Regions from separate parts of the Homo sapiens genome. Here all the other regions are linked to region 1. A link is a contact called in ENCODE Hi-C or POLR2A ChIA-PET data. All regions are on one chromosome and are shown on one strand. Each heading gives the region's core, a stretch centred on a gene start or an enhancer-like site at or near the end of the contact. The rest is flanking DNA. Distances are from core to core; before and after follow the strand shown.

Evidence for each region. Hi-C counts contacts between places; a loop is a spot of excess contacts on that map. ChIA-PET counts read pairs that join two places held with the same protein, here RNA polymerase II (POLR2A). Pooled maps may share reads with other maps.
Region 2: a map with no recorded cell type shows a loop between it and region 1 (13-fold over the local background). The contact joins the promoter of FNDC3A here to the promoter of LCP1 in region 1. A Hi-C loop is called at or near these places in 4 of 37 single-sample maps with no recorded cell type and 9 of 50 pooled maps. POLR2A ChIA-PET finds 5 or more read pairs at or near these places in 1 of 52 experiments (GM12878).
Region 3: a map with no recorded cell type shows a loop between it and region 1 (6-fold over the local background). The contact joins the enhancer-like site here to the promoter of LCP1 in region 1. A Hi-C loop is called at or near these places in 1 of 37 single-sample maps with no recorded cell type and 6 of 50 pooled maps. POLR2A ChIA-PET finds 5 or more read pairs at or near these places in 1 of 52 experiments (B cell).
Region 4: a loop to region 1 is called in a map of B cell, with 16 times the contacts of the local background. The contact joins the promoter of RB1 here to the promoter of LCP1 in region 1. A Hi-C loop is called at or near these places in 1 of 168 maps with a recorded cell type or tissue (B cell), 1 of 37 single-sample maps with no recorded cell type and 4 of 50 pooled maps. POLR2A ChIA-PET finds 5 or more read pairs at or near these places in 1 of 52 experiments (naive thymus-derived CD8-positive, alpha-beta T cell).

Annotation. Positions count from the first base shown.
Region 1 is chr13:46,178,671-46,186,034 of GRCh38, reverse strand. It overlaps LCP1 (lymphocyte cytosolic protein 1), which reads left to right and starts at 3,858. Exons shown (of 16, transcript NM_002298.5): 1 at 3,858-3,924. RefSeq lists an enhancer at 3,766-4,195.
Region 2 is chr13:48,972,115-48,979,478 of GRCh38, reverse strand. FNDC3A (fibronectin type III domain containing 3A) reads right to left here and starts at 3,567. Exons shown (of 26, transcript NM_001079673.2): 1 at 3,302-3,567. RefSeq lists enhancers at 2,533-2,632, 2,793-3,412, 3,303-3,602, 3,413-4,032, 4,303-4,362 and silencers at 2,773-3,252, 3,583-3,852.
Region 3 is chr13:48,489,082-48,496,445 of GRCh38, reverse strand. It overlaps RCBTB2 (RCC1 and BTB domain containing protein 2), which reads left to right. Exons shown (of 15, transcript NM_001268.4): 14 at 125-255; 15 at 6,195-7,364. The coding sequence ends at 6,335. Among named protein-coding and RNA genes, the nearest start is that of RCBTB2, 40 kb to the left of the region's middle. RefSeq lists enhancers at 2,886-2,965, 7,167-7,216, 7,227-7,364. Within about 2 kb of position 3,810, at least 30 of the 41 ENCODE cell types and tissues checked have a DNase peak (open chromatin) inside an H3K27ac peak, as active enhancers do; they include B cell, where a contact is called at or near this core.
Region 4 is chr13:48,298,751-48,306,114 of GRCh38, reverse strand. RB1 (RB transcriptional corepressor 1) reads right to left here and starts at 2,364. Exons shown (of 27, transcript NM_000321.3): 1 at 2,066-2,364. The coding sequence starts at 2,202. It overlaps RB1-DT (RB1 divergent transcript), which reads left to right and starts at 2,413. Exons shown (of 3, transcript NR_046414.2): 1 at 2,413-2,824; 2 at 3,623-3,776. RefSeq lists enhancers at 1,353-1,422, 1,663-1,712, 1,787-2,510, 2,511-3,236 and a silencer at 1,923-2,212.

The DNA of each region.
Region 1 (7,364 bases), core at 2,609-5,108:
TGAATTTTATGGTATGTAAATCATATTGCAATGAAGCCATTATTTTAAAAATTAAAGAAAAAAATTAACAATCATACCTAATTCATAGAGTTGTTGTGAGGAATAAATGAAATAATGGATGTTAGGGGTCTAGTCCAGAGCCTGACGTAAATATTAAGCGATTAGTTAACACGTACATAGGATATACTACGTGCCAGGCACTCTTCTAAGTTCTTTACATATATCAATTCACTTACCCCTTGCAACAACTGTCTAAAATAGACACTGTTCTTACCCCCATTTTATAGACTAGGAAACTGAGGCCAGTGCAAGTAACTAATTTGCCCAAGATCACACAGCTAGTACAACAGTAGAGCTGGAACTTGACCCCAGCCAGCTGGCCCAGCATCTTTACTCTTCACCACTTTGATGCTCCCTCTCTCTGCCTCCCAGGTCCCATGTCTGGGTTAGTGCTGTGTGCTCCTAGGGACGCTGCTTTTCGTCTGTTGTGCTTCCAAGTAGATAACTCTTCACTTGCCTTTTTTCCTTGTCTGTGTCTTCAACTACAGTGGACATTCTACAATGGCAAGGACTGTACCCATCTTAATTCATCTTCATTCCCTGCCCATGATATGTTGGGATGAGGGTGGGCTGCAGAGTGAAGCAAAGGTGTTTTTCTCTTCATACAAATCCCATGAGTGCATGGAGAGGAAGTGGGGAGAGCTGAAGATGCTAGCATTAAGATGCTAGAGAAACACGAGACAATTGATGGAGCAAGATATCTAAGGAAGTAGAATATTAAGAGTGAGATAGTGTTGAAACACTGACCTTGGGAAGAAAGAAGAATGCCGCTTCCATTAAGACTGAAAGAGAGGAGGAAGAGGTGGATATTGTGGAAGTAGAGAGGAAGCTCATACCAGACGACTTGGATCATCTCAGTCAAGAAGGGGCAACAGAAGAATCTTGGGCCAGGACAAAGCATAGGAGGGTGAAGTGGAAGGTTGAGGCAAGAGGAGAGAGTTTAGAATAAATACCCAACTTTTTGGGGTCTGTGATCTCTTTACTAATACAATGGACCCTTCTCCCAGAAAAAAAGTACATACACACAAAATTGTGCATTTAGTTTTAGGGGTCTATGGACTCCAGGTTGAGAATGCCTGTTCTCAAGACTTAGTAAAATTGAATAGAAGTATTTCTGAAAGTAATTTGAAGTCAAGCATCTTGACTTTTTAGCATTCCAAGTTTGTGTTTCTGTGACTTTCCTCAGCAATATTTAGAGGCCTGAGAGTAGCAGGTGATCTGATATCTGGGACTGAGGCCAGAGGCTTCAGGGCAGGAGAGGGTGGGATGAAGTCTGAGAGGGTGGTAGGGCTTAGAGGAAGGCAAAACCCAGGCCAGGAACAGGTGGCAGTGGAGGCTCATAGAGGGTGGGCTGAGAAAGGTCCACTCCGGCTTCAGGCCATAAGGGGGCGCACTGTCTGTACAGAACATAAAAACGTAAGAAAACCAAAAGTCAGTCTTCTGTTTACTAGTACTATGCTGCACAAGCAATTTAAAACACCAACAGCAAAAAAATACACTTCTCTGAAAAAGTCTTGGTCTAGGACCTAAACAATTGCCTGAAACTGGGTAGACTTACACCAATGAGAGGCAGATAAAGAGATTAAGATTGAGGGAGTAGGGCAGGGCTTGCAATGGTGCCGGCCAGGATGTGGCTGAGGGGGTGTGGGTGCCTGCCGTGGATGCTAGGGTAGAAGACGACTCTATTAACTGGGTGGCTGTAAGCAGTACCCAGGTCAATGCCTTTCATCTTCTACAACCTCGACGTTGCCTGGAATCCTAAATCTTTTTCTTCACTTAACAAACATCACCTCTGCTCAAATCTGCAACTGCTTTGATATCACACTGCCTTTTTCACCCCTCTATTATAGATGGCATTTATTTACTTACATGTTTTTTCCCCACTAGACTATACTCCTTGAGAACAGCGATTGTGTCTTATTTATTTCTGAATCACCAATTCAGACAGGCATGCAAACACTTGCTGAACCAATGCACAAATATATTTTGCTCTTCTTCATAGATTCCTCCGGCCTCAGATGACCAGGCACCACTAGATACAGAACACTGTGCTTTCCTTCTCCAAGGTAAAGGAATAAATATCTGTTCCCCTTCATGAAGTGTTACTGTTGGGCCTTTATGCCATCCTGAAGCCACCAGGATGTGGAACCAGATCAGGGAGGTCCACAGTTACAACCCCTTGTATCTGTAACACCAGCAGGACATTATCTACAGAGTCCTGCTGCAGGGCCCCGAATGAAGACAGCATTTTGCTGCTTTGTAGCGTGAGCAGTGCTGTAACAGTGATGCATGGATGTTCCTCTGGTGTCCTGAAAGAATGTAGGTGCTTCTTGAAAGCTCTCTGCAACTTATTAATTGGGAGTGATTATGCGATGGAGAAAACAGAGTCCCATCACCCCCTCAGTCTTCCCTGGGAAATCACAAGAGGGCTGATAGCTCTCTGTGAGGTGAACCGTTTCTAGAATCCCCACCGTCTCGTCCTGTTCTTCCGCCCACCCAGTTCCTCAAGATAGCCCCTGTGGGCTTCTGATGAAGTCACCACACCACTGGCTAATGAAGTAGATAAACCAGAACAGTTTGGTTTAACATTTAAGGTCAGAAACAGGAACTTTCTAGAGGAGAAATCAAAAAAGCAAAAGAAGTATAAGGGCAGCCCTCCAACCAGTCAGAATACCGTGACCACCTGAGAGGCCCGTGGCCCAGCGGACACGGACGCATGTCAACTCTGGAGCAGATATCTTCAGCGCAGCATCTGACCTGGGAGTACAGCCACATACCCTCATTCCTAAACGGCAGATTGACTACTGGAGTCACACACAGTCTCCGGGCAATGTGGAGACATGTCTAATATTTAGTCAACATAACTCAGGGTGCCACAGTCTTCACAACTGTTGTGAGCACTTGAGGATGCTCCATTTGAAGATAGGAATTTGCCCTCAAGCATCTGGGGTTTGGGTACAGAACAGAGCTTCCCCTGCCACCACCTGCTAATTTTATAAAATGTGCATTCAAAAAAAAATCCTGCCTGTAAGAAGGAATTAAGCTACCCATTTAAATATAACAGCTGCCTGTGCAATCTACTGCTGCTCTTTATAGGAAACGCTTAAATAATTGAGATACTTAATTGGGTTAAAGAGATCCCTAGCACATAGATGTTCTATAAATAAAAGAATGAGTAAATAATCTAGTAACCTTCCTTTTCATGTCCTTCACTTAAAGAGATCGTTCTGTTTTGTTTGCACCAATAAGATCACTGTTAGAGGACTCCAGAGAGGTTTGATTTCAGGTGGGGTGGGGCTTTCCCAAGGAAGTCCCTTTTCATTTGTTTCAGGTGTACTGCCACCTTTTTCCCTGGCTCTTTCACTAAAAATGAAAAATTTGTTGATCTTTGCTGTAAGTAGGTAGGCATCTGGGCTTTGCTTTTGCAACTAGAGTCAAAGAAGTCAAGTTATCAGGCTGATCTTGCCTTGCTATCTAGAATCAGAAAGGTTTAAGTAGCCCAGGGACTACTCAAAGACAGCTGGAGGAGAAAGGGAGAGAGAAAAATGCTTATAAAGAGGTGGGCAAAAGAGCGGGACCTTGTCTCAAAAAAAAAAAAAAAAAAGAGGAAGTGGTAGGAGGTGTCTGAATTTCACTGTGACCTGTTCTGTCAGGTGATTTTTGGTGGGGCGGGGACATGAAAAAAAAGTTAAAATGTCCTTATAAAGACAAAATCTTTTTCTTTCCTGGCTGATGATTTGTCATTCTAGTCACTTCCTGCCTTGTGACCACACACCCAGGCTTGACAAAGCTGTTCTGCAGATCAGAAAGAAGGGGTTCCTGGTCATACACCAGTACTACCAAGGACAGCTTTTTTCCTGCAAGGTAAATGTTCTTCATGTGTTTTTGTTGGTTTTAAGCGCTTGTGATGCACTTCGGCACTGTTTCTGTGGATTGTGGGTTTTGCCTTCAGGGGACCAGAGATCTGAGCATGTCACCTGAGACCTCTGTGATTCCTGCCACTGTCTAACTGGCCAGGACATCTGCCGCCACCTCGCGTGGCCATCCAAGATGGAGCACCTCGGCTCTCTGGGCTGGGTTCTTCTCAACTTATCTGCAGTTATCACCCCTGCCCAAAATTAAGGTTTCTTTTTCCTTTTAAAACCAAACCATGTTCTGGTTTATTTCTATTGCTCTATTTCACGGAGGCTATTTACTGTGATTTTATCTTCTTTAAAATGTTTTCAGGAAAAGCGCGTATTGATAATTTAGATTGTATGGCTTATTGGCCCAATGGGGGTAGTTTAATTTTAGTTCCTGCGGTTCTGTTTTTCTAAAAAACTTCTTTACAGTACTTTAGTGGATAAATTATCTAGAGTCATATGTTACTGAATGTGATACTGGTTATTTGAGTGATTTTTGGCGCCAAGGGTTTTTAATGGGTGTGCTTTATAACCACATGGAATTAGAGGTTTTCTCTTTTCCATTTGTTCTCTAAAAATAAAAGCAATTTGTATAATGCTTAATTGTAGTGTTTTTGTAGGATTGTCTGAATTATTTGTTATGCTTATGACCATATCAATGAATATTCACTCAAATTCTGGGAGAAAGGCTTTTATCTACAATAGAAATTTTTACACAGTTGATATGGGATATTTATTTCAGAAACTGCCCAAACATAGACACTTTGGATTTTGTAGTATAAGCTTTTACTTAATTACCACTATCACATAACACTAAGAACCATTGACAAATGATAACTATAAAAGCCATTCAGACTGGAAATGCGAACATTAATCAGGATGTTTATCAAAACCGAACTTTTCTTTTACACAGCAACTTGTTTTCTAAAATTACTCTGTCAGAACTATCAGTAAGCAAATAAAGGTGGCTTATCCACACACATCTTGATTTTGAATTTACATACATTTGTCATAAGTTTGGTTTCTATTAAGTATAATTGTTTAAAGAATGTCTGTGTAGACAAATTTGAATAGAATTAATCATTTACCTATAAATGTGAATTTCTGGAAACTGCAAAATGTGACCACCAATGTTACTTTGCACATCTCACCTGAATAGTTTCAAACAAGCAAAAATGTGAAACTGAGATAAGAGGGACTTGAACCCCGTAAAAGAACAGACTAAAAATATGTTGTGTCTTATTTTAAGTAAAACTATTAATGAGAATAAAATAAATTCGAATGTGAAGGAATGTCAGTATTTTTCTTATATTTACGAAGGAATAAAAAAGAACTATGCGAAAGTTAATTCAAAATATAAAGGTCCCCTGTTTAAAGTTAAGTTTACATTGCTAAAGCATCAACCCCATATGTTACAAAGATATTCCTCTTCATTCTAGCTCACCCCCAGGAACATCAGGGGAAAAATCTTCTAGGTCTTGCCCTTTGAACAAGCACTGCTGTGGTGGGATGGAGTTGTGCCTAGGAGGACATTTCCTTAGCAATCCCAGAGACCCTTTTCTTTGTAGCATTTAAATTTTTGTCTCTTTTGTAAATTATGCCTTGAAACAATTGGTAATTTGGGAAACAATTTCAGTGCTTTAACTTCATTTATAATTCTATCTCTGAACCCTTTGGGGAAGGGAAGACCAACAAGTAAAGTCTCATTTACTTGTTGTTAAAGTACCATTTAACTTGGAGAGGACAGGAAATTAATAATAGCACTCAATAATTATGAGCACGTAGTGTAAGCAGCTACTCTTTATGCATTACCTCGTTTAATCCTCTCAGCTACCTTTAGAGATAAGGAATGGGCTAGATAATTGAAGGAACCGGCCATAGGTCACTGGGCAGTTGGGGTGGGGGGCAGTAGATGGCCAGGATTTCAGGCTCCTACTGACTGTGTGTGTTACAGATCCTCCCTTCCAGGCCAGCATATTTTTCTCAGAGGTAGGTGATTATAGACTTTTATTACTGAAGCTAGCTAACAAGATCTTGGCACTCACAGTTTTAAGAGAGAATAAAAGAGAGAGAGCAAGAGAAAGAAGAGAGAGAGAGAGAGAAGAAAAACTTTGTAATAAATTTACAAACATTTTTATTTTTATAAATAAGAGATACCATTGCAGGTTTTATATAATAATGGGCTGAAGAACTATTTTTAAATTAATGCATAATTTTACTAAAGAATTGTGTGCCTTTACAAACTTGCCTCGACCCACTTCCCCAATCTTATTTCTTGTCACTTCCTTCTGTTCAACCTCCCACTACCCCATCCCCTCCCCCGCCACTGCTAACCCACATTTTGGTGCACCAGACCACAAGCCACCAGAAAGTTCCATTCTCTTTCACCTTTTTTCACTGCAACTGTTTCTTTAATTGCATTCTTCTTTATTTTTAAAACTTCTGATCATTTTTCAAGGCGGACTTCAAGAAACATACCCTTTTGGAGGCCTTCCCATCTTCTCCCTGCCCCCACTAAATGTTTCTTTGGTGTGCATTTGCTCAATGCTTTGATCTTGGAGTAAGTATAACATTAATCACATTGTCTTAGTTTCAAGTACTTATTTGCTGACAGACCTGAGCTCCTTCTCCATCTTTCCTGGCACATGTAGATACTAAAGGCATTTATTGAATTGAAAATTTGTCACAAGTATTTTTTTTCTCAGCTTCTTACATACGCATGAAAGACTTTGATTGTACTTATTAACTTAATATTTACTGAGTTTCCATTTATTGCTATGAATGAAGATGCAACAATAATATAATATTTTGCATTCTACCATGTTTCAGCTTTACCGAAGCCCTAGTCTCATTTTAGCTTCAAAGTATCATATAGACATTGACCTCAAGAAATTTAAAAAATTGTACAATGACTAACAAACAGGGAAAATTACAATCTCATTTTTTTAGTATAAATACATTGGTTGGGCCAAAACTTAGCTACCCTTGCCAAAACTATATACCCAATAATGGGCCTCTTTGATGACAAAGAACACAAGGGCAGTTGTTAACTTTTACTTAGTCACTTTGGATTATTCTCAGAAAATTCTCAAGTCAACTTCTCCTTGTTACCTAAAGAGTACAGGCCCTTCTGTGTATACAGGAGAGATGGCAAGCAACTTTTAAAATCAGCTTAGGTAAAATAAAATTAAGAAATCTGCTTATAAGGTTATACTTATGAAGAGTCAAACACTTATAAAATAAGATTATAAAGGCTTGGACTTTATTACTAATAGTAGATTTTATAGTAGAGTGACATTATTTCAGTTAATCTAATTTTCTTCCTAGTGTTTTTTTATCTGCTAGTTTCCCAACTTACAGATATCAAATGAAATGATACTATTTCATCTGTATACTGAACAC
Region 2 (7,364 bases), core at 2,318-4,817, 2.8 Mb before region 1:
CTTCCAACTCTGCCTGTGAATCTCTTTTGGAATGCCTTTCCTTTTGTTATCTAAATCATTTCTAAGTTTCCTCTGACTCCCTCCAAATGCCTTCCAGGATTGTTCTAGCTCTCACTGGCTTCACTTCCCTTTAAATTCCAGTTGGTGTCACACAACTTAATAATACCATATTATAATTTTTGCTAATGATACTATTAGTCTAGTACCCCCAACTAATTTGTAAACTACTTGAAGGAAGGAAGACATCACACTATGTTTGTATCCCCACTTTAATAACATTGCATCACCCTGCAAGCACATGACATCTCCCAGGTGTAGTTCTCAATCTTGGAGGAAAAAATAGCCCAAGGACTGGTAATGGGTGATAAGTGATTGGAAACATTGAAAGATGACACCCACAAAGGAACTTGATGGAAGACCACAGGTTACACAGAAAACTTGAAAGTATATATTAAAGACAAGCAAAACCACAACAGTGGGAAGACAGAAAGGTAAGAATAAAGATATAAAAAGAGACCACTGAATAATTATCTGAAATAAGACCAAAATATTAAGAAAATTATAAAAGCTCACAATACATGTAAAAGTACAAAATTTGCCTTTCAACATTAATGGCCACTAATTTCGTTTTAACAAGTAGTTTTTGACATTCACACATATGGGAGCCATATTTCTTGTTTTGCAATGTGATAAACTGAAGCAGTAAAAGGCTCAATGGAATAAATATGCACCATATTCTAAACCTTCGGAATTACAATATTGTGAGTTTATTTGAAGTCCGCTAGGCAATGCTAAAAACAAAACAAAAAAAACAAAAGCAAACAAAAAAAAACCAGAAACACTAATCACTTAGTTATCTGGCTAATAAAATTGGAAATCATGTGCATATCCCTACACCATTCTCAAAGACACGATCTAGATTCATTTTCATTCAAAAATGCACCAACAATGTTTCAAAAAAAAAACGTTTTTGGTTACTTCATCAAATTGTATTTTAAAAATACTGGCAGATTATAAAATACACAAGCCTTGGATGTCATGAACATCTTAAAAAATGCAAATGTTTTAAAACAGCGCAAATATTACTAAAAATTGATAAAGTATAAATTAAATGCTCTTTGCCTAAAACTACAAAAGACAATGAGAATATGAATCATGCATTCCCTCTTTTTTTCGGGGGGTTAAGGATGTCTCAGCCCTTAGCTATGTCTGGCTGGTCAGGGAAGAGGGAGAAATTTTTAAATTAGTAATAAAATATGCTTACTATTATATTGTAGAAATGTGACTAGTAAAGAGTAATCATTACATGTGTGTTAAAATAAATCAGGTCTCAATTACTCACACAGATAGAGGAAGTGAAGACACAGACGTCACCAAAAGAAGATAATCCTAGAATGTTTTTTTTAATGCTTATTATTAATTTGGGATAAATTAATTACCCTTATAACTATGCTTGACAGTGTTAACCAGGATTTTATTTTTCCGGAGCATTCAATGATTTGGAGGATTCAGACAAAAGGGAAAAAGAGGGAGTTAATTCAGAAGCATACAGGTGGCTAACGGTAGCCAGCCTGGGATAAAAAATTTTCCAGTTAACCTACACATAGAAAACTAACAGATGATCTATGAAATGAAACAAGACAATATAGTAAAATTTAATGTAGTAGTGCTAAAAAATTTAAATATAAGATTTAATATTAAAATTTTAACAAGATGTTTCTCCTGTCATCATCCCTTCTTCCCACTAACTGGTGTGATTAGAAAGCAAGATTAGTAGGCTACAAAGCTAAAAGCAACATTTCAGGTTATATTTCATAAAAGATGTGGTAAAAATCCTTCATCACTGTTTTCTGTTGGGCCACCATCTGTCTCAGTGAGTACTTCATCTCATTACTTAAGAAAAATTAATTCAACCAAGAAAATATCCAAAAGACAGGGGATTCAACTCACTTGAACATTTGTGGGTGACACAAGATGACAAGAGTTAGTAAATACGCAAAAACTAAATATTTATCCAAACATAAGATCAGAACCACAAAACTCAATTCGTTTCTGCCTAACATATGGCTCAAACTCCTGAGTGGCGTATGTTTAGTACTGGAGCTGGTAACAGCATGGTGATAAAATATTATAGTAAGAGTTCAACTGTTATTTCATTCCTACAATACAGAAGCATACACACTTTGGTTTCAAGAACTAAAAAACACAGACCACAGTAAGAAGCAAAATAATTACGTTGTTCGGTTTTAAAAACCCATAGTGAACACATAATGATTATACCGCAAAAAGAAAAAAAAAATCTCATCAGCCTGCGACTCTTATTTAATAGATGGTCAGACACAAAGGTGTCCAAAGGAACTTACGTAAAATCTCACAAAAGAAAATCTCGAATTCACAATCTCTAGCACCCCCAGCAAATCATCGCATTCCACCCTCTAAAATATCCCAAGGCTTGTAACGCTAACAGTTGAATAAAAGAACAATTAACGACCACATCCATTAAAACAGTCCCTCTTCTGCTCGCAATCTGACAGCGAAATTATCTGTTCATTTTCCTTTACCTAACACATGACGTCGTTTCCAAAGCCGTGTCAAAAGTTCGAAGATCCAGGTTGTTAAAACCGGGCGAGGACTGCAGCCTCGAGTCCACCTCCCGACTGAACAGGTGGTTAACTCGCCCGGGGAGAGGAACTGCCAGGTACTGGAAGCAGCCACGCAGGATCAAACAGAGGGCGGGTTTTCGAGGTTTTAACCCCAAGATGAGCGGGGAAAACTCTCTTCAGAAAAGCGTTCAAGTTCGGCGGCTGCCGGGCGGCCAAAGCCGAAGGCGCCGCGGGTGCTGGGCGATCCTCTCAGGAGGATTCCGCCCCAGCCCCCGCCCCCGCCCCCGCCCCCGAGCCCTCCGGAGCTACGCGGCTCGCCGCGGGGAGGAGGCGGGGGACAGAGAGAAGGGCCGCCCGCGCACCAGCGCCACCTCCCTCGGGCTAGATGCCGCCTCCTCTTGGGCTGGATGGCGCCCCCGGCCGCGCCCCCGCAAGCGTGTCCTGGCTAGGCTCGGCCCCGGCAGGTGCCCGACTAGTAGACCGGTCCTGTCCCCGGCCCCACTGCCCCTCTGCACCTCTGCCCACAGCGCGCCCACAGAAGGGGGTGGTCCGCGCCCCTCGACGGGGCCGAGCCCTGGAGAGTGCCCCGGCCCTCAGTCCCAGCCTAACGGTTTCCGCGGCGCCTCCTCCGGGGCGGGACGGGGTTGGGACGGCTCGGTGTCCCCCGCCTTTCGCGGAGGGAGTGCCCGCGCTCTCACCTCCGAGTCACGCCGTTCTGAGGCAGAAGGCGGCTCCTCTGGCGCCTCTTCTTAGGGTTCCTGATCGTTGTCTCTCTACCTCAGCTGCAGAGTCAGCTCTCAGGGCCGCCGCGGCCGCCGGCGCGCTGACTGTTGGGGTTGTTTCCTGGCAGTGACGCCGCCGCCTCAGCCCCGCTCTTCGCTCCCTCTCCGCGTAGCTCCCGCTTTCTGTTTCACCCGAGGGACCACGAACGCCGCCGCCGCCATGCTTACTACGGAGCCGGGAGGAGGAGCCCGAAGTCGGCGCGCCGAGTGCGGCTGCGCGGGCCCCGCCGACGGAGCCCGCGGCCGGGACCCCGAACCCCCGCCTCGAGCCCGCCGCGCCGGGGCTCTCTCACCGGAACGCGAGTCCCCGCGGGGCCACCGGCGCGTGGCGGCTGAGCGGCCGCGTTTGGCTCCCGGAGCGCCCACACCCTCTCGGGCTTCCGGCTTTCTCCCGAGGCCCGGCTGCGCCTGGCTTGTGGTAGCATCCGCTGTGGCCAGGCTCGGAGCTACACTCAGGAAAAGTGGAGTTAATGGAGGTTCCTAGAGACACTCACACAATTCTCAATCCACATTTCAAAAGGCTCCCCTGAGACGCACCCTGTCGGCCCCTTTCCGAAAGCACGCGAACTTAAGGCTGGCAGGTGCTTTAAAAGACACTCCTCCCAAGGACTAGGAAGCCTCTGAAATGGGCTTGGAAGTTTCTAATCCCAAAGACTTCGAACCCAGGATCTGGATAGCAAGCAAAAATATTTAGATATTTACTCAGTTGAAAACGTGGGGGGTGGCTTCGTGGTCTCTTCGCCAGCCAAATCGCGTGGAAAACCACGACCTCAATTTTTACAACAGCACGAAGACTTACAAGTGAGCGTAGCAGCGACTTCCTGGAACCTCAAACAATGTGGGACGCTGCAATAATGCCTGAGGGCTTTTGACTTACAGTTGCCGCCGGAGACCTGGGGAGGGGGTAGTACTTGGGCCGGTGAGTCCAGCCTCAGGAACTGTCCTTTCAAAAATGGTGATGGATGTAACAAGTTGCATGTCTGGGCTTTATTTCAGTGTATTAATTGTGCGATCTTTTAAAATAGCTGTATTTTTAAAACTGTTTTACAGAAATCTCTTTAAAATGTGATTATTCTCTATATTCTTAAAGAATACAATGGCTAATTAAATCCTTTGTTGATAACTGACTCTCAAACCGATATCTTGGCCATACGTTTAAGTCCCAGAGGATTGCTGCGGTGTATAGAATCCCTACTTTGGTGCTCTCTTTTTTTCCCTCTTTGGAATGTTCTCATCACCTCTTCTAAAATCCTTCACTGCTTTTCATCTCCTCATCTGCCTCTATCCACTCTGATCCTTCCTCTTATTCTTTCTGCTTTACTGTTTATTTTTCATTCTTCTCTCCTTTCTCGGCTGGTTTTCTCTGCGGCTCCAGGTGAAGATTGATGGGATGTTTATGTCCACAGCCAGCTAATGAGAGGTTTCTTTTCTTCTGGTTGTAAATAGGGCAGTGGTATCTTGAGATATTTTCATTGCTCTTCACTATCAGAAGTTCTTTCCCTGTGAGAGATGTTTCCTTTTCTTAACTTTTGGATTTGGCCCTCTTCGAGACAGCTGGCAAGTTGATCTTGGAATAATTGAAGTATAACTGTATATTGTTTCAAAGTATGAGGATTTTATCAGAGTGTGGGCGAATGGGGTGGCTTCCCCATCTTACTGCCCAACTATGCTTGGTCTGAGACTAAGATAGTGGTTTCCAAACTTACCGCTAAGCTAATACTTTCCTACTCTGCTTCCTACTCAGGAGCTTTTTGAAAATACAGAATCCTGCAATCTACCCCCTCAAGATTCTGATTCCTTTGTCCAGGGAGAGGCCAAGACATGGCACTTTTAAAAACTATATTTAAAAAAATATGTTTGGGACATGCCTACATGTAAAGGCAGAGTAAAGAAGATCAGCTGTTTTTGAAGGAGATTAACACATAATTTAAGAATGTTATTGAAGACCTAGAGATTGTAGTCAATAATATGCAATGCAGTAAGGTGAAGTAAAGTGAAGACCAAGGAATTTATGGCCTTTGGAGAGAAGAAAACCCACACATAAATGACCCTAGCATGTGCACCAGTATGAGTTCTCTGGGAACAGAGAGAGGGTCAAGAAATTATGTTGGCTTTGAACAAGTTCTCTTCTCAATGCTTCACTTTTTTTTTATCAATAAAATGGGAGCCATTTTCAATCCTCATCTTTCTTGGCCTCTCAACAATACTCAACACTTTGACCACTATTCTTTCTTAAACATTTCTTCTTCCTTTGACACTGCATTTTCTTGGTTTTCCTCCTTAGTTTCCTAGGCACTGCTTCTCTGATTCCTTTGCATATTCCTGCTGGTCTCCCTAACTATTAAATATAACAGTACCTTAAAATTCAGTTTTAGATTCTTTTCTGTTTTCATTGTAATCTCTTGGCCTAAGCAGCATCACCCACGCCAATGGCTTTAGTTATCATCTATATGCCAGTGATCTCCACATATATGCCTCCAGCCCAGACCTTTCCTCTAAATTCCAAATCTGATCCACTAGTCAAAGTTTGACCCTACCTCTAAATTCCAAGCTTCACTGACATGGCCACTTAATATCTCAAAGTTGCAAAGTTTAGTCCAACTGAGTTCATGAACACTTGTTTTCCTTATCCCCCATCTCTCTAGTTATTCAAATCAAATATCTAGTAGTCAGTAACCGCTGATGTCTCCCTCACCTCCATTCTTCCATTCTCCATATTTGTTGCAGCACTAACTCCTGGCAATTTTATTTCTAAAATCTAATTGGTCTACTTCTTTCCAATCACCACCAATCTAATTCGATCTCACTGTATACAATCTGGGATCCTCCATTCAGTCTCCATTTTGCAGCCAAAATTATCCTCTAAGAAAGCAAATGAGACTATGTCACTACTCCAAAAATCTCCTTAAACAGTTTCTCATTGCTTTAGGATAAGTCTAGAATTCTTAAGGCAGCCTAAAAGACCATACGAGGTCTGGCCTTACCTGCCTTTTCCAGCCTCATCTCACACCATTTTCACCTTGTTTCCTGGGCAGACTTCCTGGTCTTCTTTTAGTTTCTCAAAAATGCTATGATCCCAACAACCAAAGGCTCTATGTACATGCCATTCTCTCCTTTAGTTATCCTATCTCTTACTCATCCTTCAGGTCTCAGCTTGAAAGCGACATCCTTGGGAAAAACATTTCTGACCTCCCAGATACATTCAAGATACCTTGTTATGTCAGCTCTCTTACCACCATATACCCTCCCCTCTTATGACTTACCACAGCTTGTAACTACATTTTGGTATGTGTAACTACTAGGTTAATGTCTGTTGCTCCCCACATTAGGATAAAGACCATGTCTATTTGGGCCTGCACAGTGCCTGGCACATAGAAGCTACCCAATAAATATTTCTTGAATGATTATTGTCCTATGAGTTTATTTCTGGGATTCTAGAAGGTTGTTAGATCGGGAAATTAGATCACTGATCATTTTCAAGAGAGCAATCTTCTGTATGACTAGTGGGAAGAAATGCAGAAATGTGCTGGAAGACAATTCTCTGTGGGACTCTAGTATTTCTGCATGTCTTGTGAGCAGAGGCACTAACAGCTTTTGTTTTAGACTATATTTTCAAGGATTTTTTTTTTTTTTTGGTCAAACTGCCTTGGAAAATATACATAGTGTCCCCTGCCCTGCTCCCCCTCCCCGCCAAGAGCAGGGGCACATTTGTTTACCATCCAATATAGTGAAGATAATGTCTTTGGAGGTAAAGGTCAAGCAGGTTTTCTTGCAGCCTATTATAAAAAGATTGGGGATTTCCTAAGCTTAGATAGAGTTTCTCAGCTGTGAGGCAAACCCACTGCAGGTGCATCACTCACCTGAACCACACCATGTAGCTCCAGGTAAGACCTGGGGGCAAGGGAACTGACTGAACATGACACTGGCGCTGCTTGCTGTGCCATGAGTAATACAGCCCTTTGACTGCAAAGCCCCACGT
Region 3 (7,364 bases), core at 2,561-5,060, 2.3 Mb before region 1:
ATGCAGTGCTTCACTGAGGATTATATCTAAAATAGTGTCAAAATCATCTCTGAGTGGCTGAGTGAGCAACTGTAAATCAGGATGCTTGAAATCACTCCCCCTAATAAACACCTCTTTCCGCCAGGACTGCTAGACTTGGCTACATTTTATAGAGAAAATCGTTTGAAAAAGCTCTGCCAACAAACTATCAAGCAAGGCATCTGCGAGGAGAATGCCATCGCTCTGCTCTCGGCTGCGGTGAAGTATGATGCACAGGTAAGGAAAGCTTGCTTCCAGCTGCCGGCCTCCTGGAGAAATGGAACCCAGGTGTCTGCCTCGTACCTTAAACTAAAAGAAAGTCTGGGTAGAGGAAATATTTAATATTTTTTAAAAAATGAAGTAACAAGAGTACTAGACAACGTATAAGCAAGTATTTATATAATGTTGGGATGGACATCAAAGGCAGAAGCCATAAAGGATTTATAGCTCTGATTTAAAAAGATAAGAAACTTTTATCCACTTAAAAATACCATAGAGAAACTTACAAAGTAATGAGACACTGGGAAAAATACTTGCAACATATAATGAAGTCTGTTTACCAGAGTGAAAAACAAAAAGACAATAGGAACAGTTTGGTTGAAAGAAATGGACCAAAGAACAAATGGCTCTATAAATAGACAAAAAACATAAATGAAAACAAGGTATAACTTTTCACCTGTCAAAGCAGGAATATATTTTTAGAGATAATGTATAGGATCAGAATAATGGTGTTCTCCTAAACTGCTGATGAGAGTACAAATTGGTATGGAGAACAATTTGGTATAATATGTATTAAGCACCTTAAATTAAAGACATAATTCTTCAAGGAATTCACTCACAAGTATTTATCTTGAGGAATTAATCATGGATTTGCACAAAGACTTAGCTTCAAAGGTGTTTACTTCAGCAGTTTATAATTTTGAAAAATCAGAAAAAGGTTAGTGTGAATAGTGGAGGCTTGTTTATAAAATGTTAATATCAAGAAATTATGCAGCTATTCAAGATATATCACTAAGTGAAAAACTTATCCTATTTTTATTTTTTGAAAAAGTATAAATAGCTGAATAAAAAACTAAAATTCATTATCTACATAGAAAAAAAGACTGAAAACTATGCTTAGTGGTTATCATTGAATGGTGGGATTGTGGGTGATTTTTATTTTCTTCTCTTTGCTTATTTTTTTTTAACTTTTACAGTGACCATGTATTGTTATGATAATAAAGAAAGGAAAGAAAACCAATCTTAGAACCAAATCTTTAGGAAACAGGCTGTAACATCTTCGAGTCAGTTTCCTTTTGGTATAAGGATATCCTCTCCTTTGGTCAAAGAAAACAGAGACATTTTAGTAGATGAAAGGTTATAACTTTTTTTCTGTTTACATAAATAATACTATGCTTATTAAAGAAAATTTGTAAAAGACAAAAAGTGAGGAAGGTAATGACTCATCAACCAGAGAACATTAGCACTTTCATATAACAGCTTCTGAGTTTTTGTTTTATGTCACATTATATATTTGTAAATACTTGAAACCTAGATTTTTTTTCACTTAACATTAAAAAAAAAGTACTACCTCAAAACAATGACATTTAACAGCACAGTGAATGTTTTATATCAAGGCAATAACATATTGGGCACTTACAACACAGAATGTTTCATGGTCAGACAAAATCCATGCACTTTTCCTAGTCCATTCTTGAGCATCACAGTGATGAGCCACGGTGATGGAGGGCCATCTCAGATGTCAAGATGGTGGCACGTGGTGTTTGCATCTGAATCAGGCTTCATTTTTAATACTTTTTTATATTCTCTATTTATGTGAATTATTTGTCTGGCTACCTTCCAGCTCTCTGTTTTCTAGAAAGTAAGCTCTTTGAGGCATGGCAGGGACTTTGTTTTGCTCACAACCATATCCCCAGCGCCTAGGACGGTGTCTGACACAGAGTAGGTACCTACTAAATACCCCTTTCATGGATGTTCAGTTTTGCCTATAGAGATGCACTGTTGTACTACAGCCTGTCCAGCTAATTGCTGTACCCTAAATTAGTATAATAGACTATAAGTAAAATAGACTGTATATGTACTTAATGTAAAATACAAGCTTTCGTAAATAAAGAACAGTGCTGTATTTGATTTGCCTGGCTCAAATAAGCAAGAAATGGGCTCTTTCAGCAAATTATTATCCCTCATGCTGGACTGTCACTTAGTACATAATTAATATGAGCCAGGGATTATTCTAAGCACAGTTCATGTTTCATTTACTCCTCAAAACAACCTTATATGACATAGGCATTATTATATTAGATCCAGTTTATAAATGAGAAAACTGAAGCTTGGAAAGATTAAGTAATCTGAGTAAACTAGTAAACTGCAAAACTGGGATACAGTCCAAGATTGGGCACATTTTAAAACCGCATGTTTAACTACAATTCTCCATTGTCCTCAGTATTTTGAAATCAGGAGTATTTATGCATGGATTCAACAAATATTCACTGAGTGCCTGCTACATGCCTGGCACTGCCCTACGCACTGGGGTACTGCAAATGAACAAAACAATCCAAAATCTCTGCTCTCATGGGAATTTCTGGTGAGGGGAGATAGGTGATCAATAAATGAATAGGATATATAGTATGTCAGATGGTGACAAGTGATATGGAAAGAAGTAAGACAGGGAAGACAGCCTAGGGAATGCCATCCTGAGATGAAAGTTGAAATTTTAAATAGAATGGTCAGGGAGGCAAGACATCAGTGAGCAGGTGACTCAAGCAGAGACCTGAAGGAGGTGTGGGTGGTGTGTTCTGGGAAAAGCAAGCCCGGTGTGGAGGGAGCACAGTGGGGAGGGAAGTAGCTGATGAGGCAGGGAGATGGTGCGGTGGAGGTGCACAGTGGCGTGTGTGGGAGGAGGCAGGGCCTGCAGAGTCCATAGGCAAGTTTCAGGAATCAGAGTTCCAAGGTGAGTGGCCATCAGAGGGTTTGGAGAGGAGCAGATATGATGGGCATTTGAAGTAATCCTCCTGCCTCCTGGCTGCTGTGTTGAGGAGGGAGGGAGGGAGGTAGGGAGAGAGAGAGAGGGTGAGAGAGAGAAGAGAAGAGAGAGAGAGAGAGAGAGAGAGAGTGTGTGTGTGTGTGTGTGTGTGTGTGGAGAGAGAGAGAGGGTGAGAGAGAGAAGAGTGTGTGTGTGTGTGTGTGTGTGTGTGTGTGTGTGAAGGAGGGTACTTAGGAGGCTGTATAATCCAGTAAGTGATGATGGTGGATTGGTCCAAGTTATCACCTGTGGGGATGGTAAAAAGTGGTTAAGATTTTGAATACATTTTGAAAGTAGAGCCAACAGGATGTGCGGATGGATTAGATGTGAGGAAAAAAAAGACGACTGAGGAGGTTCTGTCCCTCAGCAGCTGTAAGGATGAAAGTGGCATCTATTGAGATATAGAAGATAGGAGCAACATTTTGGGGGAAATATCAGAAATTTGGTTTTGAATATGAGAAGTATGTGATGTCTATTAGACATCCAAATGGAAATGTCTAATAAGCAAATTGGATAAGCAAGCCTGGAAGTCAGAGAGAAATGTGCTGAAGTCAAAGCTATGAGGCAGTGACGTGAGACAGGTTTGAAGATTAAGTCCTGAGCACTCTGTGCTTAGAGGTTAAGGAGATAAGGAGACACCAGCAAAGGAGACTGAAGAGGAGTGAGCAGTAACGGAAGAGAGAAACCAGCAGACCGTTTCCTGCAGGCTGGGAAAGAAAGCGAAACAGGAAGGAAGAAGTCCGAACCACACCAGATGCTGCTGGCACGTCTGCACGAGGACTGAGAACTGACGAGTGGGTTTGGCGATGAGAACGCCGGAGGGGCCTTGGCAAGCAGTTTTAGCGCAGTGAGGCGGGAAGTCTGATCGGAGCGTGGAAGTAGAGGAACTGAAGATGGGGAATAGAGGCAGCTTTTCATGGTAATTTTATTATAAAGATAAAAAGGAAGAGCTTTGGGGCATTTGAGGTAAAACATCTTTACTTTTTTAAGATGTGGGAAATGGAAGCTTGTCTAATGATGCAAATGACTCAGTGAAGGGGAACAAGCCAGTGATGCAGGGGACAGTTGGTAGAGCAGGGCCCCTTAGTAGGTGGAGCAGTGGGATCTAGTGACAGAGCAAGGGCTCTGCTTTCTATAGGGTCTTGGACCTTTGATCCAGAGAAGATTGCATCCACAGGCCTCTCTGTAATAGGCAAGGAGACGTGGTGGGGAGAGCTTGTGGAGGTTCTTTTCAAGTGATTCTGGTTCTCAGTGAAATAGGAAGTCATGTCAGCTGAGGATGAGGATGAGAGGGGAGATGTCAGGCTTATGGGGAGAAGTATGAGAGTCCTGTAGGAGAATGAGCAAACTAGGAGAATGTGGTAGGACTGCAGGACAGAACAGAGGGCCCCATTTTGAACATGAAGCCATACAGAGTGGTAGCATTCAAAATAGACTACAATTCTTTAACTGAAAAATAATGGGGGCCTTGTTTTCTATGGACAGAATTCCCCTATAACCAGTACCACCACCCTATGCCAATTTATTGAATTCTTAGAATCACAGGAACTCTTTCCAAGTCCTGTCCTTAATTTAGTATTTAGGGGAAGATCCCACTCTAGAATAAAGTAAAGGAGCATGGATCCAAGTGATAACTTTTTAGGGTCCTTTCATTCTCCCATTAATTAGCAATTTTCCTGATGCTGTCCAGATCTGTGAGGCATCAAACTGCCCAGCCACCTAACTCCAGACACACTCTAATGTGTGTGGTGTAGGTATGAATTCCTCCATTCCTCTCTGTAGACTTCAGCCAAAGAGATGATGCATCTCTATCTGGTTTCACTTTTGTGTGCTGTAGGCAAAAATGTCATTTCTAAAAATTTAAGCAACAGCACATAATTTTAAATGGACTCTGAGATATTCAGCATGTATCATTGAAGCACATTTTTATGTATAGTATGCTGTGATGACAAGTGGGTGTGTGAATTTTCCCTGTTTATCACTGAGGGCTTACCTGGGACAGAGACACATCATATTGCTGGTGTGGTACCAACAGCCTGCCCAGTTATCTTCAGGCATGAAATAAACATTTTCCTAGTATAGTTTCTTTCTTTTCTTAAAAGAAAATGTACCGTAGGTTTATATGTACATTGGCAAGGCTATCAGCATTGCTATTTTTTTTATTTTTTCCATCTTCAGCATTTGCTATAATTTATGTCTAAAGAAGAAAAGACTATCGTGTGTAATGTTCATATGTAATTGCTTAGAAAGTATTTGGGGCTTTTATTTTTTATAAATTACCTACAGTAGCTTGGAGAGGAAACTTTTAAAAATTGACCACCACCTAGCAGCATCTTGTCCTAGGCCAAGTAGCCTAGGGTTTGAGGCATATTGGAGGTCTCAGCACCCTGCCCTCACTTCTCCAGGGCCAAAAAGCATCTGGTCAGCCTCATTCTGATTTTCAAGTTATAGTTCTAATCAAGAGAATTATTACAGCATTATTCTTTGGCCCAGAGTGCATTACAGTAAGCCAGAAAACACCAATCTGTTGGGTCTCTCTTACCAGAGACTTGGAAGTCATGATTTCTTTAAAGCATTTTCCCAGTTGAGATTATTGAAGGCATATGTAGTGTGATCAAATCCATCCATCCCATCCTGTGTCGTCTCATAAAGAGAAAAAGCGGTGGCCTGTTAATGACTTCAGAGCAGCAATTTCTTGGCATTACTGCTTTTTATGGCTTACCTTTTTCTTCCATCAACTCTTTATAGGCAGACATACTTAAAGACGCTGATATAAATATAAAAGAGGAGTATAGGGCTTTTAACAATTATTGAAAGTGAAATCAACAGTTACAAATACTGTCACTAGACAAAGGTACCAAGGAATTCACACACTCACATGCCTATCTCTGGGAAGAAAAAGTTAGATTCTTTACCTAGGTTAGTGCGGAGGAACTTGAATGTTACTCTGTGCTACTTAAATTTTTACAAGCATAGATGATTCATACTTGTTATACTTTTTATGACTATTCTTTAGGTATTACCATGCCATCATTTCCTCCACTTGCCTATTAAATCCTTTTTCTTTGCCTAACTTGTTTTAGCGATTTTCATGCTATGTTGCATTGAATTAGTAAATATGAATTTATTAAACCATCTTTGTTGTTGTTCCTAGGATTTAGAAGAATTCTGCTTCAGGTTTTGCATAAACCATCTGACTGTAGTAACACAAACATCAGGTTTTGCAGAAATGGACCATGATCTCCTGAAGAACTTTATCAGCAAAGCAAGCAGAGTTGGAGCCTTTAAAAATTGATCCCATCTGCAGGAAAGTTTTTGAGCCTTTCCATTTCCCCTGCAAAAGCCAGAGATGAATCACTTCTCTTTAATTAATAGTATGTATGATGAGCTATGTTTGGCTGAGTACTTGTAACTGTCAGAAGAAGGATGGTGGTGAGTGGTCTTTGTCTGCCTAAACCCAGAGTTTATGTAGAAAGCATTGAATGTTCTGATCAGATGTGACTAAGGTCAAGGAAAAAAAATTGAAATATCTTATTTACCATTTCCTCTTTTTGAGTCACTTAAATTGGACACCTTTGGTACCCTGGTCTCAGTATATGCTATTCTGGCCCAAATGTTCCATTATTCAGCTGGCTGATACCACATAGATAGCTTGACAAGGAGTGCTGTCTGTCCTTACCACATTTTCAGCACTCAGCACAGTGCCTTGTGTATAATAGGCACTCAATTTATTATAAATCTTCAGTATGTCCTGAGAACAGCTTTAGTCATGGAATACTGGGAGAAGGAATAACTTTCACAAAATAAACTTAAAACAGCCTGTAATTATTGAGGTTCATATTCTTCTGGTATATCATTCTGAGAAATTGTGGCTAATTTAGAACATTGTTTAGAATTGACAAAAGGCCCTGGCAATTAAATTGTCAAGGCCCAAGGGCTAATTTTAATTTTCTTTTTACTTGGAGTCATTCATTAATTTCTCACATGGGATTATGGAGTATGAAGTATTATCTTTGAATGAAATTCCTGGGCTGATCTGCCTTACATAATCACATAAGGTCCTTTGCTTTTCTTTGTGTTAAGAGGGACTTGCCTCTGTAAATGAAAATGACAATGTGCTTTTCTTGTAGTTGACTTTCATGTCACTCACTATAAAATAGGTCTCTTAACCTGGCACCAGTATAACTATAAAGCACTAGCTGAGAAGGAACTGATACTTACATTTCATGGACAGCATTAACAAGAATGAGATAAATTTGTACTTTTTAGATCAAAACAAATTACCTAATTGCAAAAGAGAAACTGAAATGGAACATAGTCTCAG
Region 4 (7,364 bases), core at 1,115-3,614, 2.1 Mb before region 1:
TGTTTTTTTAAAGACTGGGGTCTTGCTTTGTTGCCCAGGCTGGCCTCCAACTCCCAAGCTCATGTGATCCTCCTGCCTCAGCCTCCTGAGTAGCATGGACTACAGGTACGCGCCATCACACCCAGCTCGAAACATGATTAACCTTTGATTATTTCAACAATGAATGTGGTATGCTGTTCCTAGTGACAGTTTCCCTTCCAGCTACATTACTTAGGCCAGAGATAAGGCAACAGAAATAAGATCTAAACTCTCAAATCAGGAATGGAATCTGTCACTGGAGGTGCAGTTGGACTGAGCCTTGATTCCATCTCCAGGCAAGATGCTCAGTATCAGACTGCACGGCAGCGGTTCTACCCTTGCTGGTTAATTTATAGAGTTCAACTGTCTATGTTAATGAAACCCTTTGTGGGTATGGATAATCAAGAACAGACTGTATCTTGTATGGTTTTGACTTATAAGAGAATTTTTTATAGTTCCATTACTTAAAATATATAAAATGAGTTAAAAAATGAAAGAAACAGTCCTCTTTTTTCCAAGCAGTGGCCACAACGTCAATATTCCTGGTTACCCTACATTAGAGTATGCTTCCAAAGCTGTGTGCATAACATGGAATTCTTTAGAGTAGCCATTACTGCATTTTCCCAAGGGAAATTTGCAAGAATTGGATACATCAGAATTTAATCAGAAACTAAAGCCATGTCTTTTCCCAGAACATGCCCCAGACGTGGTTTTTAATTTTTTGTTGTTGTTATTTTGGTTTTTTAACGAATATGGTTTTTAACTGACCTATAAGACAGTCCATTTAAATATATAAATTTTTAATAGCCTTCCAGGGGCCATTTCCTAAATCCCACTTCAATCTTTTCTGCCGTGAATTGTTAGTGTATACCGAGTGGAAAGAAATGGGTGAGGGTGAAAGGATTTGGTGATAGACAAGAATGGGAGAGAAAATAGTGAAAAACAGAAACAAGTCCCATTCCCTCTGCAATGAACTTGTCTCAAAGTAGAACCAGTGCTGACAATAATGACAATTACACTCTTTCAATCATAGCTATTTAACCATAAAGTAGAAAAATCAAGAAAAGTAAGATGTTGTAATACAATAAATACTTCCCTTCAAGATCTAGTGCATTCGTATGGACTTGCTTAAATTTAGATTCCACTTAATAAGGGAAAACGAAAATTTCCATTTGCGCACAGAACCACTAATTTTGTGCCAAAAACAAAGGCAAAAAGAGGGGACACCAAGATCCTTGCTGGTTCAAAGTCAAAAGGCAAAATGGAAGAAATAATGAGACAAGCCGAAGCCGACTAACACGCAAGAAGAGTTCATCAAACAGGAAAAAAAAAAGTTTAGAAACTTTCAAGCACTTCTGGTAAATGTCTCATGAAAGTTTTGCCCATGTTTCAGTTCCTCTAAAGAGTTACGCTCCATCAATCACTACAGATGGCTTTGAGTCCCCAAGGCCTCGATGCATTATTGTTCTAAGGAAACGCCGCAAAGCTCCTGAGCCGAGTATCCTGTGGGCAATGGACACTCAGGACCCTGCGCTTCTTGTCCAAGGCTTTCTGGTCGGCCTCTCCCACAAATGGACTTCAGATGCAGTGCACGCCCGGAAGAAAATACTTCCCAACTGTTGCATCGCGTGAACCAAAACAGAAAGTCAGACGACCACCGGAGTACTCCAATTCTCCGGTGAAAAACTCTCCCACAGACACCATTTTTGTATTTTTATTTTTCATTTTTTGCGTCTGATGGACGCTCGCAACGACCCTCTGCCTCCGAGCCTCACAAGAGGGAACTGCACCTGTCACTTCGCTCAGGACCCTAGCCCCACCCGCCCGACACCTGTCAAGTTGAAGCCGAGACCCCTCGCCCAAGAACCCAGAATCCTGTCACCATTCTGCAGACGCTCCGCCGTGGCGGGGGGCAGGGAGGGCGCCTCCTCCCGCCGGGACCCGGCCCCTGGCGAGGACGGATCCCCGCCGAGCCGCCTTGGCGCCCGCCCTACGCACACCCGGGGCGCCCTTCCCGCGTGAGGCGACGGCGGCTCTGCTCGCTCACCTGACGAGAGGCAGGTCCTCCGGGCCGCTGTCCTGCTCTGGGTCCTCCTCAGGAGGGGGCGGCGGCGGCGGTGCCGGGGGTTCCGCGGCGGCAGCGGCGGCGGTGGCGGCCGTTTTTCGGGGGGTTTTGGGCGGCATGACGCCTTTCCGCGGCGGGAGCCAGCGAGCTGTGGAGGAGCGCCGGGGAGGACGACGCGCGCGCACGTCGGGGCACGCCCCGTCCTCTCCCGACTCCCGTTACAAAAATAATTTCAACGTCCCCTGAGAAAAACCGGACGCGCCCTCCCCCGCCCGGCAACTGAGCGCCGCGTCCAACCGCGGGAAAACGTCACTTCCGCCCGCGGCGTCACGTCCGCGAGGCTCCCGGGCCCGCCGGCGTCTGTGGGGAACTGGGGCGCTGGTCGGTGCGCGGGCTGGGACGCTAAGTCATGAGGAATTAAACTGGGAAACCTGGCGTGGGTCCAGGCGCCTTCCAGGAGGCATCCGGCGCGGCCCGGACGTGCTTCTACCCAGAACCACCCCCTCCAGGCCGGGGTGCACTTAACGGGGCTATACAAAGAGTCTGGTGGGTGACTGTGGGCCTCATCCCTATCCCGGGGTCTGATAGGGAAGACTCTCGGGCCCCGCAGGGAATATCTGGCTAGTGCACCCTCGGCGGGAGCGCCACTCTCCCTCCTTGGGCGGCGCCCCCCACCTCTCATCCCGCCCAATCCGTTTTGCAAAGTCGGCCAAAACAAAAACAAACTTGGAGCGCTGATAGGTGCGGAACTTTACCAGTCACTTAGAAGATAGAAAATGTTAGACACTTGCTGGCCTTTTGGGATCACTGGTTAGGGAAAGGAAGGGAGGGAGCTGTGGGGAATGAACGGATAGTAGTGTAATAAAGGATTGTAGTGGTGTAAGAACGGGAAGCACCGTGGAAACGTCTGAGGAAGATTTTCAGGGGAGCAGTAGCTGCTGAATAGAAGTCTGTCAGGCAGGCCTGACATTTACTATGTACCAGGAACTGTGCTGGCCACCTTACATAATTGTCTTATTTAATCCCCAGAAACAGCCTTTTTTTTCTTTTTCTTTCTTTCTTTTCTTTTTTTTTTTTTTTTTTTACTTTAAGTTCCGGGATACAAGTGCAGAACGTGTAGGTTTGTTACATAGGCATACGTATGCCATGGAGGTTTGCTGCACCTATCAACCCGTCATCTAGGTTTTAAGCCTTGCATGCATTAGCTAAGAAACAACGCTTTCCAATGGGTAGTATTAGCTAGTCTACGTTGCAGATGAGGAAACAGGCTCAGAGGAGTTAATTTGTCCAATACCAGGGCCGATGGGTAGCAGAGAATTTGAACTCAATTCTATTTGATTCCACTTGTCCATTATATTATGTTTGATGAAGAAAACAGTGACAGAGAAGGAGCATGTGCAAAGGCACAAAGACATCAGAAAAGAGCTTGCTGGGACTACCACCATCAAACATTGGCTTAAAGCTGTTATCACTTCTGTGTCTCGGTATTTGTACCAATAGATTATCTAGTTTGAATACATTTTTTTTTCTCTTTGGCAGACACTGTTATTGCCCATCTGAACTCGTCAACTGAGAAGGAAAGAGATGGTTTATGCTGTGAATAAAATACAGTTGTGCTGTGATGTAAATCCCCTCATCCTGGAGCAGCTGAGCAAGGTCTAAGGCAGGAAGAACCTTCAAGCAGGTCATGGCTGTAAGCCTCCTGAGTTTATCCCAGCAAGTTGTATAAGGGATTATCTTTTTATCTGCATATTATGACATATGTGAGGATGTGTAAAGGTTTGGCAAGCACTGGCCTACTCAACAGCCAGTCCTACCTAACTTCAGAAATCTTTCTTGTGGGCAAATGTCAGGAGATAGGGCCCAGGCCCAGGTCCAGCTACAAAGAATGAATACAATTAAAGTGCTACTTCCATTCACCTCACCCCAGATTAGTTTAGGCAAGAGCTCAGGATGCAGTTTTGACATTTGAAAGATAAGGAGTAGTCTGCTGGGAGCCTGATAAATTGAAACAGGGATGGCACAGTTCTAAATATTATTAAATAATAGTAATAATATTAAGTATTACTGAGGATGTGACACTTCTGATTGCTGCAGCCATTGTAACGTGAGGCAAGCCAACCTACAGAGAAGGTAGAAATGCTGATATTGGTGCAGGAGGAATTTCAAAAGAATCTGGATCCTCAGTGTTATAAATGAGCCTCTGATTTGGCCAGCCCTGGAGCTGACCTAAGCTGAGCTGAGGTTTTCACTTGTTTGCAACAGAAAGCATCATGACTGATAATGTTTCTCCTGTGCTTATCTTCAGGATAGAGACCAAATCTTGGGTATCATCATTGCCTTAGTACCTAGCACAGTGTTACACACACAGTAAATGCTTGCTTACTAAAAGTAGGGATGGCAGGAAAGTGAAGGAAAGTTCTAGGAACTGAAGTAAACTCTCTTCATACGTAGATATCACTTGCTTTATTTAAAACCAGTTTATCAACATCTAGATTACATTTATGTAATCTAGATTTATTTATTACCATATTACAATTATGATAAAGAGATTTCTCAATTTACAAAAGAATATATGTCTTGACCATGGATTAATTTAACTATGTTCACTAGTATGTAAAATATATTTTCCTGCAGCCATAAAAAGGAATGAGATCATGTCCTTTGCAGGAACATGGATGGAGCCAGAAGCCTTTATCCTCAGCAAACTAACGCAGGAACAGAAAACCAAACACTGCATGTTCTCACTTATAAGTGGGAGCTAAACAATGAGAACACATGGACATGAAGAGGGGAACAACACACACTGGGGGATTACTTGAGGGTGTAGGGTGAGAGGACAGAAGATCAAAAAACTACCTATCAGGTACTACACTTGTTACCTGGGTGGTGAAAAAATCTGTACACACCAAACCCCAGAGACACACAGTTTACCTATATAACAAACTTGCACATGTATCCCTAAACCTAAAATAATAGTTTGAAAAAAGTGTGGTGTATATATCATAATATATACACATAAATAGATACACACACACACACACACACACACACACACACACACATACACACATACATACCATAAAATAGACCCAGGAAGGGGAACAACACACACTGGGGCCTGTAGCGGGGAAGGGTGGGGAGAGGGAGAGCATCAGGAGAGCTAATGGATGCTGGGCTTAATACCATGGTGATGGGTTGATCTGTGCAGCACACCACCATAGCACACATTTACCTGTGTAACAAACCTGCACATCCTACACATATACCTGGGAGCTTAAAAGTTGAAGGAAAAAATAATAAAATATATTTTCATCCACACAACTCAGAAGCAATTGAGTTCACCATCAAAATCTTTAGTTTTCTGTTGCATTACCAAAGAAGTATTAGAATTTCGGCAGAGTCTAGACCAGGTACGGTGGCTCACGCCTGTAATCCCAGCAGTTTGGGAGGCCAAGGCGGGTGGATCACCTGAGGTCAGGAGTTTGAGACCAGGCTGGCAAACATGGTGAAACCACATCTCTACCAAAAATACGAAATTAGCTGAGTGTGGTGGCAGGTGCCTGTAATCCCAGCTACTCTGGAGGCTGAGGCAGGAGAATCACTTGAACCCAGGAGGCAGAGGTTGCAGTGAGCTGAGATCATGCCACTGCACTCCAGCCTAGGCGACAAGAGCAAGACCCCATCTCAAAAAATATATATATATATATATATATATATATATATATATATTTCAGCAGAGTCTTAAAAAAATTCCCCCTGAACTTCTTGAAATTCATGGATCTCTTCCAACCTGCTTGGTAATTTTAAGAAGATTGCTGTAAGACTCCTACAAAAAATATATGTATTTCTTAGATTTTCTATCTAGAGAGGGAACTCTCTTCAGTTTGAGACTCCTTCAGTGATATTAAAATTTGGGGAAGGGTCTAAAAAGTCTTCATCGTTCTAAAAAGCCTTCCTTCAAAGTTTTTATACCCCCAAGCTACCACACTATTTCCATTTCTTAACCATCTAGCTTCTTAGAAGGGTAGTCCCCATTGGTTCTCTCTGCTTCCCCAATTTCTCAGCCTGCTGGCCCCTGGCTTTCTTTCACTACCACCAAGAGCCCCCTTCTGAAATCACTCTTTCAAATGTCACTGATGATAGTTGTCAATCCCATGGCTTCTTTTGGTCCTCAACCTACTTGACCTTTCTTGCAGTCAATATAGTTAACCACTTCCTCTTAAAAATTCCCTAGTCTTCCACAAATCTATGGTCTCCTTGTTCTCCTCCCTTGTTACTTCACAAATTCCTTCATTAGTTCTCTTTCTGCCGGTCCCTTCAATGCAAGTGCTCCCTAGAGTAATGCTACTCAAAGTGTAGTTCTTGGACCAGTGACAGTCTGCGAACTGTTTGTGTTTAGTCCACAAGGAAATAAGTACAGAAATTAAAAGGATAAGTGCTTAGCAGTGTTTATATCAATTTGACATTTCAGGAATATCCGAGTGCATGATCATTGGACATTGCTTGTTAAACAGTTCAGGTATTCTTCAACCTGGTTCTTGAGTTGCAGGTGGCATGGTTGTGTCCCTGTCATATGCAATAGTACGATATTACAATGAGTAAAATTTCAAGGTTTGTCACCTGCAACCCAAGAGTAAAAATCTATGAAAATGTAAATATTTATTTACTTATATAACTTGTTATTTTTACAATCATTTTCATTTTTAATCAAGCCTATTTTTTGTAAATTCTTAGCTAAATTAGGGGAGTAAAATTTGTGTCATTTGTTTTTAACCCTAAATTATAGATGGCAAAACAATCCTTACTGTCCAATTTTGCCAATACAAGACACACATCAGTAATGTGTTAGTAATCACAGTAGTAAACTAAATAATGATCAGAGAAGTAATTCCAAAGAATTAAACAAATAGGAGTTTGTACTAATTTTACTCAGAAGTATAATCCCTTGTTATTGAGTTTGTAGCCATAACTCATAGTGAAGTGCTAAAATCATTACAGACTAATGAAACAATAAAGCCATCAAACTTAAAGGACATTTATATACAAAATATTAAAAAACTAATTATAAATTTGATAAAATATCTGAGTATTTTCTATCAAAACAAGCTCCACATGCAAGAAATTCATGGATCCAAAATCCGTTTATTTCATTGAAAGATAACTTGAGTGACAGTTTTTGAAACTGGCTACTGATGAAAGATTGAAGATGAATTTTGAAAATAACGCATTGTTTCCATCATTAAGGATAAAAGTTAAAAGTGATTATCCTGATATTGTT